2 separate regions of the Homo sapiens genome follow, and region 2 is linked to region 1. Evidence: read pairs that join two places in POLR2A ChIA-PET (ENCODE). Cell type or tissue: PC-9. All regions are shown on one strand. Each heading gives the region's core, and the rest is flanking DNA. Links, peaks and the distances in the headings are about the cores only.

Region 1 (12,108 bases), core at 2,557-10,556:
AGTCACCTGAGTCAGGAGGAAACCTGGGAGTCATCCTAGCTCAAGTCTTTTCCCTCAAACCCAGATCCAGTCAGCCTTAGTGCCCCAGCGGTTTGACCTCAACATGTTTTTCTTCTCCACCTCCTTTTTTCCAACCCCACTGACACTGACTTTTTCAAGCTTTGTCACCTACTGCAATGACCTTTATCTAGCCTCCCTGCCTCCAGTTTAATCATTCCTGCCTATTCCTTGGACCTGCTCCCAGAGCAGTCAGTCTATCTAAATCTGACAATGGGCTGAAAATCCTTCAGTGGCTCCCCATTATTTCCAGGTGAAGTCCAAAACCCTGAACATATCTTACAAAGCCCTTCATGATTTTAAGTCTTCCTGTCATTCTAGACTCATCACCTGCCACTTCGTCCCCTAACATTAACATTCTAGTAAAATTGACCTGTTCTTTTTGCCTGCTCTATAGTCATGTGCATCTTTCCCACCAGTCCTTTCTCTTCTTTTTTCTTTTTGTTTGCCACTCCTTTCCTCATCTGGTTCACTAATACTTCCTATTCTTGCTTCCTCCATCAGTTTTCTTTGGAGAAGTCCTCCCTAATTCCCCAGAGTGGGATAGTTGCCTCTGTCCTGTACACATACAAACCTCTGTCATAGCACTCAGCATATGATTAAAATTATCTGCTTATTCACTTGCTTCACTCACTGGCTTATGAGCTCTTCATGGGCAGGGGCCTTATTATTGTTATTATTATTTAGAAGAAGGGGTCTCACTCTGTCGCTCTGTGCAATCATGGCTCACTACAGCCTCAACCTCCCAGGCTCAAGTGATCCTCCCACCTCAGCCTTCTGAGTAGCTAGGACTACAGACACGTGCCACCATGCCGGGCTAATTTTCTTTAATTTTTCTGTAGAAATGGAGTCCTACTATGTTGCCCAGGCTGGTCTCAAACTCCTGGGCTCAAGCAATCCTTCCACTTCGGCCTTCCAAAGTGCTGGGATTACAGGTGTGAGCCACCGCGCCCAGCCCATATTATTTTTATATGTCCAGAACCCAGCACAGTGCCTAGAATATAGATGCCCTTAAAATGTAGGACCAGAACTGAATTTGGTGGCTAAGGCCCCTTTCATCTCCTTTTCTTGCACTGCCCTCTTCTTTTGTCTCCTGGGCTCACCATTCTCAGTTTCCAACGCATTTTCTTTCTTGTTGCTTCCTGCCAGTCTCTCTCTCCATCTTGAGCTATCGACTGCTTCAGTGGCTCCAATATTTCCTTCCTGTGGAGAACTCAATTGAGCAGGAAGCTTGTGATCAGAAAGCATCCATGCTATTTTCTAAAGAGGGGCTACAAGTTTGTGTTGAGCTCCAGAGACATGATTGAACTAGGTACCAGCCTTCCAAGTGACTGCTTTGCAAGACAACAGTCCCACAGAGGTGTAAGTTCTGGTACGTTGTTAATCTCATGACTTTATCTAAGTCTCTGAGAAGGGGCTGGGGTAAGAGAGATGAGGAAATTAGATTCAAATTGCCTACCAGGTGTGACTTTGGACATATTACTTTATGCAACCTAGTTCTTCAATTTTAAAATGAAAATGATATTTGCCTTACTTGGTTTTGGGGAGGATTCAATGAAATAATATAGATAAAGCACTTAGCACCATGGCCGTACCTCTGGCAGGTATTTAAGCAACATTAACTAAATGACTGGATGAGTTTTGGAAGAACTACACCTGGGCTAAATTGTTCCGAACAACTCCCTGCCTGGATCCAGCCAGAGTTCTTAGTAGAGCTGCCTCCCCAACGTGAGCTTTGAGAAGTCCCTCCTCTTCTCTCCTCTCTTCCCAGACTATTGTTCCCTCTTGCCACTAGGAATGTAACCAGGTTAAGGTCAGGGTGGAGGGCTCTTTGAGAGGCTGTCTGGGGATGGTGTGGGCGTAGAGAGGCTGGCCTAGAGCCACACTATTCCAAGTGTGGTCGCTGTATTAACAGCATTGGTACCACCTGGGAGCTAATATGAAATGCTGACAATTCAGGTTCCAGACCTACTGAATCAGAATCTGCATTTAAATAATATGCCCAGATGATTTCTATGCACATTAATATATGAAGAAACACTGTCCTAGGGGCACAGATGGGTTCAGCAGGGGTGGAGGGTTGAGACAGTGCAGGTGTGTCAGCTGTCTAGAAGAGGTAGAGGTTGTATGGGGGTGGGGGAGGCTGTGGCAGGGGGGTGTACTCAGAGAAGAGGAAGTGTCCTCAGAGATGTGGGTTGTAGAGCTGTAGGGGGCTCTTTGGGAAATGTTGGTCATTTGCTGTTTCAGCGGCCTTTCCTATTGATGCCTGGAGTACGAGGTGGTACCCCTTCCTATTGATGCCTTGAGTATGAGTTAGCCGGTAAGTGTCACTGCACCAGCCAGGGAGTGACAGGTGGGCAGGCAAAGGCTCTCTACTGCCCTGAGCCTGCAGAGACGTTCCTGCAAGTATCCTAGGACCATCTAGCTTAGCAGTTGAGTATTGTTTTCCATGGAGATGCATAACCAGCAACTGGCTAGCCTCACCCCTAAAAACACACCCTGAGTTGGTGTTACTCTACAATCTCCCCTCCTTACCTCTGTACCCCCAGCTGGCACACACACACCCCTATAACACACACACATGAACTTTCTTCTCTTGGGAGACTCAGATGGGAGTTCATAAGTAGGGTTAACCCTCCCCTTCCCCTCTCTGACCTGCTTGACCCCAGGCTGGCCCCCAGGCCTCTATGGGCCCCTCAGCCCTGACCTCCCTGCTGCACGGAACAGGCCTTGTGAGAGTGACTGCAGGCCCTAGGCTTGGCTGGATGCAGCAAAATTTGTTTCAGCAGAGCCATTCTCTCTCTCTCTCTCTCTCTCTCTCTCTCTCTCTCACACACACACACACACATACACACACACACACACACGAGTTTCACTCTGTCACCCAGGCTGGAGTGCAGTGGTGTGATCACAGCTCACTGCAGCCTCAACTTCTCAGGCTCAAGTGATCCTCCTGCCTCAGGTTCCCAAGTAGCTGGGTCCACAAGCACATGCTACCACACCCGGCTAAGTTTTTTTTTCTTTTTTGTAGAGATGGGGTCTCACTTTGTTGCCCAGACTCGTCTTGAACTCCTGGGCTCAAGCAATCCTCCCACCTCAGCCTCCTGAAGTGCTGAGATTACAGGCTCATGAGCCACCACGCCTGGTCTTTCTCTTTCTTAAGCACTCTTAGGACAGGACTCTCAGTCCCTGATTGCCTTCTTAATAAAAACCCTTTCCAGCCACCCACCTAGAGCCTCTTGACCCTTCCTTTGGGTTATCTGTTTATCTCAATGGTAAAGGAAAAGGTCCTGCTGCAAATGACCCCCCAAAATGAGGTGGGGAGTAAGTGAGTGCCCTGTGGCAGGGTAGGAACTACATCAGCAGCAACGAAAAGTAGAGTCCTAGCCCCCAGGGCAGAGCTTCACCAGTAGTTGCTTTAAACCCTCTGCCAAAGTACCCAGTGACCAATAGCCAGGTCTCCACTTTAACCTGGCTCCTGCCCAGGCCCAATCTTGTATGTCAGAGAAGATAATATCGCTACCATTATCGCTCTCCTCTGTGCTCCTACCACCCTCCATGCATTCCTGCCTCTGCTGTTCCTCTCTCTTCCTTAAATAGGCTGATCTGTGTGCCTGTCATCTCTGCACTTTTAAATTCTTCTTGGCAAGAACCAGGGCTTGGTGTTTTTCCCTCCCCAGTGTACATTGTGCCCTCCCCCTTGTTGGGGTTCAGTGATTATCAAAGTTCTGAACAAGTGGCAAGTTCACCAATGTTTAATTATTGGGATGACAAAAAGGAAAGACTAGGAGACTGCTCTGGCTAGAGAGCTGAGCTTTAGAGCTGCAAATTATCTTTGTGGGCAAAGAGTAGTGCCTGCCAGGCATAATGGGGGTTAGAGACTTAGAACAAGCTAAAAAGGAGAGGAAGGGCAGCGACAGGAAATGCCACAGAGAGGAAAAGCTATTTGATACTAGCCCTCCAAGTCCATTGTCCATTGCAGACAAGTTGGTCCTTATTCTTCCAAGGCCAGAGGGAAGAAATCCCATAGACTCTGCCAATTACTTTGCTTTCCTGCAAATCAAGGAGCCCCAAAGATTTATGAACCAGTGCAGGCCAGGCTCAGTTCCTTGAGTAATTGAAGCTTACTAAAAAGCCTTAAGTGAGATTTGGGGCCAAGATTCAGACAAGAATCCACACGTCAATCTGGCCCAGACAAATGTCAGTGTCTGCTGGCATTTCTCCTGCTTCTGCTTCCTACCAGGTGTGGGGCTCTCAAGGAGTCTCCAACCACATGTCTTGTACTGATTCCTGGGCAGTATTCTCCTCAGTGTCTATGCCTCCTCCCTTATCTTGAAGAACTGGAATCCACATTCTAGAAGGAAACTGAAAGATCCTCTGGACTGTGCTCCCTAAAGCGCTGTTAACCTTGAACAACCTTGCCATCTTCCTGTCCTCTGGGCCCTGTCTAAGGGGCACCTCAAGTAGAAAGCCCCCAGAAACCCAACCCCAAATCCCCAGCCCCGTCCAACTCCCCTGGTCTTAGAATAATTTTCCCTCTCCTATGAAAGGCCTCATCCCCAAAAGTCTGTGTTGTCTGAATCTGAATATGAAAAGGGAAGGGACTGCCTCCTCCCCACTGCCCACCACACACCTTCTTATTTTGCTGCCTAGGTCCTGCTTCTCAATTTTTTTAAAAAAAAATTGTATTAGAATATGCATAACATAAAAGTTACCATTTTAACCATCATGGGGCTTTGTTTGTTTGTTTGTTTGTTTGTTTGTTTGAGACAGAGTCTTGCTCTATCACCCAAGTTGGAGTGCAGTGGTGCAATCTTGGCTCACTGCAACCTCTGCCTCCCAGGTTCAATAGATTCTCCTACCTCAGCCTCCTGAGTAGTTGGGGTAACAGGTGTGCAACACTACACCTGGCTAATTTTTTGTGTGTGTTTTCAGTAGAGACAGGGTTTCGCTGTGTTGTCCAGGCTGGTCTCAAACTCCTGGCCTCAAGTGATCCACCCACCTCGGCCTCCCAAAGTGCTGGGATTACAGGCATGAGCCACTGCATCTGGCCAATTTTAACCATTGTAGATCTATTTTTAAAGAACTTTGTACCTTAACTCCTTTCTCCATTAAATTAGATGATCTTTCCCTAAAGAGATTGAAATGGGGGAGGCGAGGGTGATGTGGGGTTCAAAGACCTTGTAGGTCACAAGACTTGACATAGGCCAAGACCAATGTCTTAAACTGGTCCAAATGTAAGGCAGGAGCATCCTCAACATCTGGCTAAGGGGATGAGGGCCAGGAGTAGGCCAAGCCAGTCCTCCCAGAAGGAAGTAAGCCTTCTCCACTTATGATTCTGGTGTCTACCTCCTGGGTCATGAGGCTTGGCCCTTAGGCCCTTATGCACAGGCTTCCCCCAAGCCATAGCTACAGTGATTATCCCTGAGTTGAGGTATTTATCCTATCTCCCAAATGAAGAATTTTTTATGACAGGGTTTTCTGGTGAGTGGTAATAGGAATGAATAGCAGAACATCAGTCTAAGACATCAGTCTTGTCCTAACCATGAAGAAGCAGAGCAGGATTCTAAATCATCTTTTAAAACATTCTTTGGCCCCCTGTCTCTTCATTTCAAAAACAAATCCTTTTTTTTTTTTTTTACCATCTCACTACCAGCTTCATACTTTCACCATCCTTTTCTCTCCCTGTTCCTGAGTAGCTATTTCTGAAAACTAAATAATAGGTAGGGTAATAGGAGCTGCTGCCCTAGCTGGGGTAACTCCAAAGCCATTTTGGTTAATTCTCCCACCCCACATCTAAAAGCAAGGGACACACTCTGTGAGATTTGCTTTCTGGCTCCGCAATTACCGTCACGGTTCCTACAGCTGACATGCTGGCACAGGTGAGGACTGGCTAAAGCACAGTGCCCAGTTGCCAGGCAGTGCCAGTGCTCCACTTAAAGCCCTTCCCAGTCTTCAGTGTAAGAGTCTTCCCTCCTTTTGTTCTTAATTGGTGGCCTCAAGTCAGGAGTATTTTGTCTGGCAGGTGATGCCCAGAGGAAATTCTGTTCTATGAAAGAAGATTTCCCAGAGGGAACCAGGTAAATGAGGACTGGAACAGAGCTCTCATGGAAGATAATGGGTAAATGTGATGACCTGAAATTCCCTGGCACACAGTGAAAAATAAAGCATTAAAAACCAGCTATACTCTCAGTCATGACAGGAGGCATTGTAAATTGGAACAATCCTTTGGGAAAGCATTTTGGCAATATCTATCAAGAAACTTAAAAGCACTCATGTTTTTTACTGAGTAATCTACTTTATTTAGGAAATGATCCTAAATGTAAATATATGTGGATTTCAGTGTAGCATTATCTATAATAGTGAAAAGTTGCAAACAACCTGAATGTCAAAAATAAATGAATGGTTACAAAGTTACTCTACATCCTCTCTATAGGTATTATGCAGCCATTAAACTGATAGTTACAAAAACTATGTAAGAATATAAAGCTAGGGGCTGGGAATGGTGGCTCACACCTGTAATCCCAGCACTTTGGGAGGCCGAGGCAGGAGGATCACTTGAGGCCAGGAGTTCGAGACCAGCTTGGCCAACATGGCAAAATCCTGTCTCTACTAAAAATACAAAAATTAGCCAGATATGGTTGTGCATGCCTGTAATCCCAGGTACTCAGGAGGCTGAGGCAGTGAGCCGAGATCACACCACTGCACTCCAGCCTGGGCAACCAGCCTGGGCACCAGAGCGAGACTCTGACTCCAAAAAGAAGAAGAAGGAGAAGGGGAAGGGGAAAGGGAAGGGGAAGAAGGAGGAGGGAAGAGGGAAGAAGGAAGAAGGAAGAAGGAGAAGATAAAGCTAGGTGCAGTGACATGTACCTGTAATCCCAGATACACGGGAAGCTGAAGTAGTAGGATCACTTGAGTCCAGGAGTTCAAGGCTGTAGTAAGCTATGATTGTGCCTGTGAATAGCCGCTGCACTCCATCCTGAGCAACAAGAAAGACCCTGCCTCTATTTAAAAAAAAAAAAAAAAAAAAAATGGAGAGCTGATTATGTTCTGATACTAATTTTAAAAATACAGAAATAAAAAAATCATACTTTTTTTTTTTTGAGACAGAGTCTCACTTTGTTGCCCAGGCTGAAGTCCAGTGGCATGATCTTGGCTCACTGCAACCTCTACCTCCCAGGTTCAAGTAATTCTCATGCCTCAGCACCCCACCACACCCAGCTAATTTTTATATTTTTTAGTAGAGAAGGGGTTTTGCCATGTTGGCCAGGCTGGTCTCGAACTCCTGGCCTCAAGTGATCCTCCTGCTTCGGCCTCCCAAAGTGCTGGGATTACAGGCGTGAACCACAGGGCCCAGCCACAAAATATACTATGTTCTTTAAATGTTGTTCTATGCACATGTATTAGTTGCTACTCTCTGATTACAGTAACAAAATAAAAAACCCAACTGAAGCTAAGAAAGAGAACAGACTATGAAGACACTAGGGTTTCTTTCTTTTCTCTCCGCTTCCTTCCTTCCTTCCTTCCTTCGTTCCTTCCTTCCTTCCTTCCTTCCTTCCTTCCTTCCCTCCCTCCCTCCCCCTTTCTTTCTTTCTTTCTTTCTTTCTTTCTTTCTTTCTTTCTTTCTTTCTTTCTTTCTTTCTTTCTTTCTTTCTTTTCTCTTTCTTCTCAGGATCTCACTCTGTCACTCAGGCTAGAATGCAGTGGCACAATCATAGCTCACTCCAGCCTCAACCTCCTGGGCTCAGGCAATCCTCCCACTCAGCCTTCCGAGTAGCTGGGGCTACAGGTGTGTGCCACCACACCTGGCTAATTTTTTGTCTTTTTGGAGAGTCACCTTCTTGCTATCTTGCCTAGGCTGGGTTTCTTATAATGCCTAAGCACAGCATGAAGTCAAGCTTTGGATGGGTAAGGCAGGCTCTAGAACCAGAGACTGAAACCTAGGGAGCACTCTCACCATCTCTTGTGTTTACTTCTTTCTGAACATCAGCTGTATTCTTGTTTCCCTCCCCAATGGCTCTCTCTGTTACCTAATCCACAGTCTTGAACTTTACATCTCCATTTAAGTCCCACTTCCCGATTCTGGGGGAGACTAATTTGCTCTGCCTCATCCAGGCATTTATCCAATTGGGTGGAATCACATAGAACCAGCATAGTTCCTAGAGGCTCACTCCTATGACCATGAAGATGGGAACAGCACCAACTCCCAAAGAAGGAAGGGAAGCCCCAGAGTTTTGCTGCTGTAGTATACGCAAAAGACTCACATACCGTAGAACATTATCAAGTGTTTTTCTCAAGGTGGTGAAACTAAAGGTGATTTGTTAAAATTTTAGCATGTATTACTTTATAGTAGAAAAATCTATAAAACTTTTCATAGCTACAGTTGTTACTAGGCCTGGGGGCAGTAGCACCCTCCACCATTTTGGTTGTCCCAGTGACAGATACCATTAAAGATACTAAGGCTTGGCGGTGCTTACTTTTAGTAATGAATTCTATACTAGCAGCTGTTTAAGCAGTCAGAAAATCCTCAGCTACTCCCAAGACCAGTTGGAGCTCCCAAACTCTAGCCCGAGTGTGATAATCCTTCCCATTTCTTTTTGGTGAACTTGACCATACCCCAAAATGCAAATGCTCTGCAGAAGTGTGGTGTGTGGAAAGAAAGAGTGTTTTCCCAACTGGGGCATCATAGTGAGACCCCCTCTCTAAAAAAAAAAAAAAATTTAGCCAGGCATAGTGGCTATGTGTGCTTATAGACCTAGTTACTCAGGGGGCTAAGGCAGGAGGTCACTTGAGCCCAGGAGGTCAAGGTTACAGTGAGCTGTGACAGCACCACTGCACTCCAGCTTGGATGACAGAGTGAGACCCTGTCTCTAAAAAACTAAAAGAAAAAATGACAAAGAAGGAAACAAAGAAAAGAAAGAGAAAAGATGCTTTCCTCTTCTGCATTCTACTGCCAGCTCATAGTCCAGAGCTGGAGAGTGGACACTCAGTGTGTTGACTTTATTTGAAATGGGTCTTCTTTTAGAGAAAAACTTAGAAGATTTGGGAGATTTAGACTGATAAGAGAAGACTCCCTGGGCCAGCCAGGATTCTCTGCCTTCTCTCCTAAATGTAGGCTTCACAAACTTTCTCTTCAGACTTTCTGTTCTCCCCCATTTGTAAGACCCAATAACACTTGGAGAGATCCTCTCCGTTATGTTTCCCTGATTCTCTTCCAGATCTCCCACAAAGACCTTATCCCTATAAGAAGTCTTTGTCTTTCCCTGTAAGTGGGATCCCTAAGGACCTTTTTATTTTGTTTTATTTTATTTTATTTTATTTTAAGTTCTGGGATACATGTGCAGAACGTGCAGGTTTGTTACATAGGTATACATGTGCCATGGTGGTTTGCTGCACCTATCCCCTAAGGATCTTAATATGTCCCAAAAGGACATAAGTCCTGGCCAATTGCCTGGCTCTGCAGGCAGTGCCTGGAGAAAACTTGGAGAAAGGGAGATGGGGAACAAAAACAGGAGCTACCCAACAGTGGGATTCAGAAATGGCCAATGTGTTGAGGTGTGACTTCAGGTCATACTGCAGAGTAAGAGCTGTCATTGGCCAGATAACTCATATGTTGAGGTGTGGAGTCAGAGAAGATGGGAATGCTTTAGGCTGAATGGACAGCCCTCTGCAGGGAAATAGAGCCATCTAACTAATGCATAGATTGCTACTAACTATTCTTGGACCAGAGGCAAGATTTCTACCCAACCATGAGGACTTAGTGAAGTTAAGTTATACTTGCTGGGTCTCCCTCTAAAAGTTGATACCTAAACATGCTTATTTCTACACACTGCCATGAGATGTTTTGGAATGGAATAGCCCTGAACAGGAAGACCACAGCCCCAAGTTTCTCAGCTGACCAATGGATAAATTTGTGATAAGGAACAGAGCTGGTCTTTGATGCTCTATTTTACTGTGCCCACTTGTCAGAGAGTGGCCTGAGCCACACACCTTCCCTGACTTCCCATTTCTTATCAGCACTATCCTTCCTGGCCCTGATTTCTGCTTTCTGCTTTTCTGTCTATCCTGCCTCCTGCTATTATCCAGGGAAAATAAACAGGTACAGGCACGACTTTATTCCAGAAGTAGCCTTCCAGCATTCTCCAACTCAGAACTGCCTCCCCCAATTAGCCTTAAAACTAAAGGAAAATTCTTCTGTGTTCTGTGAAGAAGGGTTAGATAGTATTGGTATGAGCGCTTTGCTTCTTCATACGTCACTCTAAATCCATTTCCATTTTCATCTTCCTAAGAATTAGTACTTGGAGGTGAGAACAGAGGTCACCTCTTCTTGGGAAGGCTGATATTGAATCATGTCTCTGCCCTGGATTATCATGTTCAGGCCACAAGACAATGGCAAGATTGTTCAGCACCACGGAGAGCGCCTTTCATCCTCGGGACTGGATCATGGCTGGGTGACAGATGAGGATTGTAGCTGAGAGCCCAGCCAGTCTGATCTCCTTCCACTCTGGCCAACTACCAAATATTCCTCTTTTTCCCAACCCCTTAGTGTTCACCTTTTTCCTTTTACTAATGAGTTTTTTTTAGGAAGGAACTCCCCTAACTTTCCACCCCCTTTCTGCCTCCATGTTATCTGATTCCCCCACCTCCCTTCCTCCTTTCCTCTCCTCACCTCACCTTCCTTACCTCCCTTCTGTTTTGTTAAGGAGACTCCCTCCCATGGTCCAAAGTTCTGGCTCCATCTGCTCATGATTCCTCAAAGACCATGCCCCCTCAAACATCTCCTTTTCTACACAGCTTCCTTCCCCTCAGTCTAGGACAGGTCTGGTATTCCCTAGCTCTAAAGGAATTCTAGAACTCTAAAGCTCTCTCTGGCTGCCACCCATTCTCATTCCTTCCCTTCTCAGTCTTGCTCTTTTAAAGAACGGCCTGTGGTCACTCTGTCTGCTTCTTCATCTCCTATTCTCTCCTAAATCCCTTGTCATCTGGGCTCTGTTTCTACTCTTCAGCTAAAATTGTGTTCACTGAGACTACCTATGACTTTCTTATTTCTAAATTTTGTCTTTATCTTATGGACCCACCTGCTTATTTGACACTGTTGATTTCTTCCACCTTGAAACTCTACTTGAATGGTTCCTAGTTCTACTCTTATTCCTCTCTGTTCCTACCCAGTCTCCTTCCTCCATTCATTATCTAAGGTTGGATATTTCCCAGAACTTCACCCTTGGTTTTTTTTTTTTTCACTCCGCTCATTCTGAGAGACTTTATTCTTCACTGTGACTTACATCACCACCAGCCCACACCCATTTTCTGAGCTCCCACACTTCAAATCCTACCAACTAGTGGTATCATCTGGGTGTCCAAAAGACACCTCAAAATTCAACCTGTTCCCAAATGAACTCATCTGATTTTTCCTTAGCAATGCAGTTGTGCCTTCTTCTGCATTTAATAACTTGTCTTAATAATTAGTACTCTTCCCAATTACCTCCAGACAGTAAACTAGGAATGTCCAGACCCTTTGTTTTACATTTTATATCAGAAGCCTGCCAATTCTACTGTTTTTTGACATCTTCCTTTCTGTTCTTTTATCTTCTGCTGCTGCTTGGTTCAGGCCCCTATTATCTCTTGCTGGCATTGTTGCAGTAGTTTCCTAATTATCCTTACCTCCAATCTCACTCCCTTCCCAGGCGTCTTGCACATGGCTATCGGAGGGTCCTTTTCCATCTCAAATCTGACCATGTTACTCCCTGCTTAAGGCTTCATTGGCTCCCCGTCATCTTCTGAGTAAAGAAAAAAATCAAAGCCCACCTTCCAGCATGATCTGAGCCCCCTCCTGACTCCACAAACTTGATTTCCTGCAACTTTTCTCCATACCTTCTGAGCTTCAACTATAGCAAAATGCCGACTATTCCTTGAATGTACTATGCTAGTTTTATGCTTCTGAGACTTTTCACATGTTCCCTGAATGTCCTTACTCCTCACTCTTAAACTAATTGGTGACCTAATGTTTTAAGATCTTTTCAAGTGTCTCCTTTGACCACCCTCCCTTTGTCC
Region 2 (8,000 bases), core at 1-8,000, 140 kb before region 1:
TCCTGAGCCAATGATTCAAGCTCCTCTGGCCTCATTTTATTTGGGTATGGTTCACCCCACTGCCCAAAAGTCGTCTCCTTATTCCGTAGAAGCTACCTAGCAGATGTTTAAGGGATCTGGGAGCAGACACTTGCCTCGCTGTCAGAAGACTGGTGTAGAACACTGTGTAAAATGTTAGGCTGAAGGGTTGTTCAGGGTCTTCCACAAAAACGCTGACCCACCAGTAGGGCTTAAAGAGGTGTGAAAATGTATTTTGGTGGGAATGTACCTTTCCCCATGGGAAGGCCTTTTTTTTGGTTATTGTTTAATGTGTCTAAACTGAAGAGATGGCGTTCAAAACCCAACATTTTAGTTGCAAGCCATGGGTGGAGTGACCCCTGTTGGCCAGCTTGAGAAATGCAGGACCAGCCTAACAGAATTCTCCTTGGCGCACTATGGGGTCCATCAGAAGTGGAGCACTCAGCCTAGCCCCAGGCCCTTTCAGAGGGAAAAGGGCCATTTACTGAGTGCCATGGAAAAAGGATGAACCCAACTTGGCACCGGTCACCCACATCCCTGTCTTCTCAGTTTGGGCCCAGAAGTCCTCAGGATGGACAAGACTGACTGTGATGGCTGGGCCTTGATGACCCTGGACCCCCATTCTTGATGATGTGATCTTCTTTGAGAGGTCGTTGGAGGGGAATTGGGTCTTGAAGTAATGTCCATAGTCTATACCCACGGGACATGCCCACAGCTGCCCTGTTGTGACCAGGGCCCAGACCTTTTATATAGAGTGCTCACTGCCCTCCAGGCCCTGCTGCCAGATGAAGGCTGGCCATGAGTTGGCTGTAGCATTAGTTTCAGGTACTTATCTCTCATTGCATTATTTCCTTCTAAAGACCTGGTCAGAGGAACAGGGGATATTAATCATTATCGTCTCAGTCACTTTATATTAGTAACAAGAGACTGGCTTTGGCAACACTCAGTATCAAATTATCCTTCCTGCCAGCTCTCAGAGAACAGGACAGAGTTACCCCTGATTTGTGGGTCATTCAAACCAAAAATTATTTAATATTTATCCCAAACACATGCAATTTGTCTCTATTTACAAGGGAACTTGGTCTTAACAGTATTCTGTTGGAAGTCTCCTTAACCAGGCTAATCCCTGAACTGCTTTCTCCTGATCCACCTTCTTGCTCTCAAGTGGATCCTCACGAGCAGAGCCCTAAGGACTCCTCTCCTCCCTAGGATGACGGAAGGACCCCCCACATTAGGAAGCAGGATCACAGTGTTGCTTTTAGTAGCATCTTTTTATTTACAAGACACTGCTGATTCTGTATCGTTCTGATCTTAAGCTAAAACAAACCAGAGATTAAAATGATTTTTAAATGGACAGTTCCTTCTCCAGTTTTTTAAAACTTTTATTTGATTGGTTAGGATGGAAGCTCTGGGTCCCCTGGTTCAGCACTGCTTTCCCTGCAGCCCTGTTTGGCTGGAAAGGAAAGAGTGAGGAGAGGGCTATGGTCAAAGAAGACGTCTGGGGAGAAATCACAAGTGGGAGGTCGCCGGGGCATTTGGGAGTCCAGAAGTTGGAATGCCTCAAGGGATGCCACGAGATAAGGCTGAGCCAGGCCTGAGCCTTGAGTGCCAGGCAGGAGGCGGCGTGTGGGTGGGGCGTGGGTAGGGCTGGAGTGGAAGGGTCACCCTGCCCCACCCTGCCTGATCTGGCCTGGCCTAGGGTGTGGGCAGCTTGCCCCTCCTCCTGTCTGGGCCGGCGGGCAGGCCTCATGCGTGCCGGGGGCTCCAGCCCAGGCAGGCTGGCGAGATGAGAGGAAAAACATGCGGTTTGGTGGGCTGGACATGGAAAAACAAGCCAATTAGGAGGAAAACAAACAAACCCTGGGCCAGTGGGGGCACACGCACACATACACACGCGCACACAGCCCCGCGTGGGACCCAGGGACACCCTGCCACAGGCTGACAGTCACTTGGGTGTCTCAAGAGCCCCCACAAGGGGCAACCCAGATGCCGTGTATGCCCAGAGCCTGATACTGTGACCTGTGTGCATAAGAGCATTTGCTCACACACTCTCTTTAACATGCACTCACACGGTGTTCAGTTCATACGTGTGAACATGCTGTGAATTCTGGGCACCCTCCCACATGCACAGTTTGCAAAATACATTCAGCCTCACTATGCTCCATCACATATGCACTGCCTCATGTATGAGCTCTAGCTGTCACTGTGTTCAGACACAATGGCACACTTACAGGCACTCTAACAGAGTACCTTGGCCACACAGCCTAGCACATAGAGACAGTCTCGAGATTGAACAGCCTCACCCTGAGTCACGTGCAAACACAGTCATCCAGTCCCACACAGCCTCCCATCCTACAGTTACACAACTGCCCAGAGTCTCACAGCCACACACATGGAGCCTCACAGTTACACACAGCCTTGCAATCACAGCGTCTTAAAAACAGCTTTTCCTCCAACTCACAACACACTCACAACAGGCATCCTGATCTCACACTGTCCTACAATCTCACAGCACCCCCACCTCCGCCCACCCGGCCCCTCAGCTGGGCTCCAGCTGCAGCAAGTCACTCCTTTTCTTCCTTTTGTTTTTCTTTCCTCCTTTTCCCTCTGAGAAACCTGGTCCCTGTCAGGAAACCCAAGCCCTTCCCTGCTCAGGGCCCAGGGCCAGGCAGGAGTAGCCAGATGACAGACAAAGCCTCCAGTCAGCCCCCCAACCCCCACCCCACCATGACCTCCCCAGTCAGGGAGAGGAACTGGCGTGAGGGGGAGGTTGGAAGGGGACGCGGTCTGAGGGGGGAGGACAGTCGGGGAGTGGGGGAGCCTGGTCAGTGGGGAGGCTGGCCAGGGGTGGGGGCCTGTGAGTACAGTGCCGTGGCCCGCTCTGCCCTCCGAGGAGTCCGGGGCAGCAGGGAGCGGACTCTGCACACTCCGATCCCCACCCCACCCCCAGCGGTGGCAGGAGCGGGGAGTGGAGGCTTCTCGGCCGACCTCGGAATGTCCTTTCCTCCTGGGGTGGCTGCCAACTCTGGCTTGGCCAACAGGCCCCCAGAAGGCACTTCCTGTGTCCTTGGCCGCCCCCCACCCCACCCCCAGGCAGAGTTCTGCACCCGTGGGCAGACAGGGAAGAGACACTAAAGGCACACAGGATGAACATGGAACGACATGAGATGGACGCAGGGCCCGGAAGGCTTCCCAAGGGAGGCACACAGTGGAAGGCAGAATGCAGGTTGGCCCTGTGGGGTCTCAGCTGGACCCCGCTTTCCCTGACAGGCCTGGGGAATGGAGCTGCCTCCGCCCACAGCATTGCACCCTCCACCTGGTGCCCTGGAGTTCTGATGCCTCTCTGCCCCCTCATCTCTTCTGCTGCAAAGCTAGATCTGGATCCTGGGGGTTCTGCCCCAGGCCCCTCCCAGCATCACACATACTGGACACGCACACGCAATCACACAGAGTCACTCACAGTCACGTGCACACTGTGGATGGAAGCCCACTGTTCCCCTGTGTCACCATGGCCACTCTACAAGCATAGACATGCACTCCCCTTCACTGTCCCTGGCTTATTGCGCTGCCCCCCTCCCATTTCCTGTCCACCTGTCAGGCCGGGGGCGGGGGAGGGGGGAGGCACAGGAGGGAGGTGTCAGTGTCCCTGGAGCCGCAGATGGACATTCCTTGCTCGGGTCAGATCACATAAGCTGCCTCCTTCCAGGAACCTGAGCCGCCTGTCCTCACGCCTTACCCAATGCCTGAGGGTGGGACAGCTGGGCTAAGTGCTCACGGCAGCAAAAAAGAGTGCGGGCTAGACAGCAGAAAGGACTTCCCAAGTGTGTGTGTATAGGGTTACCCCTGTCCTGGGGTTTAGCTCTGGCTTACTGTCTGACCTTGAGAGGTCCTTATCCCTCTCTGGGCCTTCCTATTCCAGAGTGAGGGCAGCTGCTTACCATGTAAAGGGCTTCTTAAAGGGTCTGCGATGGAGATGCTGGGGGCTGGCACTAAGGTGAGGTACACACAAAGGGAACAGCAGCTTCCTTTCAACAGGCACTTGTACACACACACAATCATACATAGACATGCAGATTCACACACATCCGCATAGCTGCTCCTACGGATCCCTGGTCACTCATTCATGTCACATAGAGACATGCATGTAGCACGTATACCCCTGCATGCAGACATCTACAAACACAGATACGCATACAAACAGCTGCCCAGTGCTGTTCCTGTGTAGCCACCAGGCCTGTCCTCGTGTCTCTGTCTCTACTGAGGGAAGTCTGGGGTGTCTCTTCTCTAGGAAGTGCACCCGATACTCCAGCAGTCGGAGGACCCATTCAAGACTCCCCTCGTCTCTGCAGCACAGTCTTCCTCTGGGAGTGGACACAAAGTGGCAGGAGATGTGGGGCTGGGGCCGATTCCCCCAGACATCACCTCCATCCTGTGATTGATGAGTTGAGGCCCGCAGCCCCCTGCTCCCCACGGTTCCTGCCTCCATTGAGCAGGTGGAGGGGGGGTTCCGTGTCCGCACAGCCCTTGTTTTTCTTTAATTAAACATCTGGCTCTTGTGGCCTGGGAAGCCTCAGACCCTCGCTGACAGCCTCCCCGCCACAACTTTGGCATCAATGATGGGTTGAGGGGGGAGAGCTGGGGCTCTGGGGCCCACCTGTCCCCATACAGTGCAGGGGACTGGGAGCTCCAAGAATGCCCTGACCATACTGTCCTCACCCCCAGTGCCGCCGCGGGAGCCTGTGCTCAGCTGCCGCTCCAACACTTACCCCAAGGGCTTCTACTGCAGCTGGCATCTGCCCACCCCCACCTACATTCCCAACACCTTCAATGTGACTGTGCTGTGAGTAGCTGCGCCTGTGACCCGGGTCCAGCCCTGACCTCTGACCTCTCCCCCATCCCACCACCATGCCCTCTGTCCATACCCCAGCCCTGCCTTGGGCTTGACCTTTCCTCAACCTCTGCCCCACCTGACCCTTGATGTTCGTAACAGTGCCTGGGTCTCACCTCTCCCCAGGCATGGCTCCAAAATTATGGTCTGTGAGAAGGACCCAGCCCTCAAGAACCGCTGCCACATTCGCTACATGCACCTGTTCTCCACCATCAAGTACAAGGTCTCCATAAGTGTCAGCAATGCCCTGGGCCACAATGCCACAGCTATCACCTTTGACGAGTTCACCATTGGTACGTGTGGCGGTTGGGGGGACCTGCTGCCTACTCCAGTGGGAATGTAAGTGGATGTGTGCCATTGGTGGGGATGTCCACATGCATGCACATGTATACATGGCATGTACATGCCTCTGCACAGGTATGTACAGTGCACATATATGTGCACATATATGCATGACATATACACCTGTGAACGTGTAAGTGAATGTCCTTTACCTGAAGGGCCGAGAGACCTGTCCAGCAGCTCTTTCGATCATTTTTCTGGCTCCCAGAACATGCAGCAGGGGGAAGGGGGGGCAGGCTGGGCCAGACCCTTGTGCAGCTGCAGCCTCCACCGCACCCCCCCCCAACTCTAATGGCTTCCTTACGGACTGTGATGAATGAGGTGTCAGAACAGGAGACAGGACTGGGACAGATACTGCCCTCCCCCTGACCCCCCCCATCCCAGCCAGACCCTCTACCTGCCCCTGCCCTATTCCAGGCAGGCTCTCTGCCTGCTATTCCCCCGCCCCAGCCAGACCTTCTGCCTGCCCCTGTCTTCTCCCCAGACCCCATGGCTGGATCCCTAGACAGAGTATTTCTACATAAGCTGGGCCCTTAGGCGCGCTCATCAGATCCCCAGCCTACCTCCAGATCTGCAACACCTGTGGACTGTCTTTTACCCTTGACCCAGGTCTTAGTTTGGAACTGGAAAAGTTGAAGTGAAAAACCAGGCTTGGGGGAATGTGTGATGCTGGTGTAGGAGGGGGTAGTCCAGGTGACAGTGGGGGTGACAGTGGTAACTATGGAGGCATCATATTGTCTTAGTTACTGGGATGCAGGTCAGTATGAGGATAGGGTTGGGATGATGGGATGATGAGATGAAATTTGGAATGTTGATATTAAGAGTTGGTGACAGTGACTGTAGTGACAGTCATTAGTGATGATGGGGATATCAGACTTGGAACTAATGAGATAGTTGTCTATGGTAGTTATCAGAATTGACAACAGAGAAGAGGCACGCTGACTATGATGTTGATGACAATGGTTGGCAATATGAGAGGGTCAACATGGTGGCTGGAGTTGACAAAGTGGGTTGTTGCCAGTGATTAGTGTAGTAATGAAGCTATGTCTCCTGAACAGTGAAGCCTGATCCTCCAGAAAATGTGGTAGCCCGGCCAGTGCCCAGCAACCCTCGCCGGCTGGAGGTGACGTGGCAGACCCCCTCGACCTGGCCTGACCCTGAGTCTTTTCCTCTCAAGTTCTTTCTGCGCTACCGACCCCTCATCCTGGACCAGTGGCAGCATGTGAGTGCCCTGCCCGGCCAAGATCCTGGGTGCCTGAGTTAGAATCATGTGCAGTGAGTGGCACCCATATCCCACGTGGCAGCAGCTCCAGTGTGAGACCTGATGCATCAGGCTCTCTGCGGGGAAAAGGGACAGGTGGGCCTGGGAGAATGGATGGAGCTGAGGCAGGTGTCCTTAGGGGTTCCCAGTGACCCCTGTTAGTGCAGCGGGAACACATATGTCTTTCTGTGGCTCCCTGGGGTCGTGGAGAGAAATGCAGGGAGGGAGATGGTGAGGGAGGGAGATGGCGGGGGAGGGAGATGGTGGGGGAGGGAGATGGCGGGGGAGGGAGATGGCAGGGGAGGGAGATGGCGGGGGAGGGAGATGGCGGGCAGGACAGGCAAGGCTCCCTTTCCTTACCTCGCTCTCAGCCCTGACCAGGCATCTCCCTCTTTACACTCTGGCCCAGGCTCTGGGCTTGTGCTGGCCCCAAGGGACAGGAACGTGCCTGTCCTCAAGGGCTCACAGATGGGCCCAAGGGGTCAGGATCAGGCAGTGGGGTCAAGCCTGGTCCAGCATGTGAGTTTAGGCCCTGACTGGCATCAGGACTCCAAAGTCAGACCCAGCTTAGGGGTCAGCTTGAGGCTGTGAGTCGGAAGGTAGCCTGGCTGGGAACCAAGCAGTGGACAAGGGTCAGTATGGGGTCAGACTATGGTCTGGATCAAGCTACAATAGAGAGCTCTGGGGAACAGCCAGAGGTCTGGGGCAGACTTCGGGTTCTCTTGCTTTGAGGGCCCTGGGCCCATAGGGTCGTGGGCACTCTGTGTGACCCATGAGGCCTGTGGGCTAGGAGTGGGGTTGAGAGGGTGCTCCATGGGACAACCCAGGCTGGTTCCTGGGGGTCAACTTGTACCCCCACCTCATCTACCAGGCTCTAACTCCAGCTCCTCATGCCCCTATCCAGTCCGGCCTTTAAAGTGTGTAATTCGATTCCTGGGTGCCTGTCCCCCACAAAGCCTGCTCATGCACTCACATGTTCCCTGACAGAGTCCGGAGTCCCTCCCGCCTGGCCAGCTGCCCGCGCCTAATGCATTGCTAATAACCAGGGTCTAGTTTCACAAGCCCCCCTCCCCCGCTAACGAGCTACAGGCAGCAGCCCCGCGCGTCGCGGCGCACACGCCTTGCAGTGGACCTGGCACACCGCCCACCACACACACGGGAACATGCACACGCACGCGGCTCCCAGCGGGAACCGTACACCATACGTGTGTGCAACTAACATGCCGAGACCATGCGCAAAACTGACCCCCACACTGAGGTGGGAGAAGCAAAGTGTGCAGGCTCCGTGGCGAGAACATGCGTGGCCTGTAGTGCATCCTAGCCCCATTCTGTGACTCACTGGCACTGGGGTTGGTTAGATTTATGGTTCTTTTCAGCTGAAGTTTTGCTGTGAACAGAGTCTATTCTCCCCAGTCCTTGACCTTGGGGAGAGGCAGGTGTATGACTGGGAGGGGGCGAGAAGGGCAGAACAAAGAAAAACATCATTTGGAT

What was found. Peaks named below come from ENCODE experiments on the same cell type or tissue, not always from the same donor. Only the 100,000 strongest peaks of a DNase experiment are listed, where the experiment ranks them.
Region 2: POLR2A ChIA-PET joins it to region 1 with 21 read pairs; 2 of 35 experiments call an interaction of 5 or more read pairs at or near these places.

Annotation. Positions count from the first base shown.
Region 1 is chr9:34,411,790-34,423,897 of GRCh38, reverse strand. The region is part of intron 1 of FAM219A (family with sequence similarity 219 member A); the gene reads left to right. LOC124902145 (a long non-coding RNA gene) reads right to left here and starts at 7,061. Exons shown (of 3, transcript XR_007061465.1): 1 at 6,928-7,061; 2 at 1,161-1,260. In PC-9, for the core only: no CTCF peak of the experiment used is centred there; no DNase peak of the experiment used is centred there.
Region 2 is chr9:34,554,725-34,562,724 of GRCh38, reverse strand. CNTFR (ciliary neurotrophic factor receptor) reads left to right here. Exons shown (of 10, transcript NM_147164.3): 5 at 4,741-4,858; 6 at 5,033-5,199; 7 at 6,307-6,470. Among named protein-coding and RNA genes, the nearest start is that of CNTFR-AS1, 9.3 kb to the left of the region's middle. RefSeq lists an enhancer at 7,110-7,702. In PC-9, for the core only: a CTCF peak has its summit at 364 (motif pointing left); no DNase peak of the experiment used is centred there; H3K27me3 peaks cover 1,689 bases.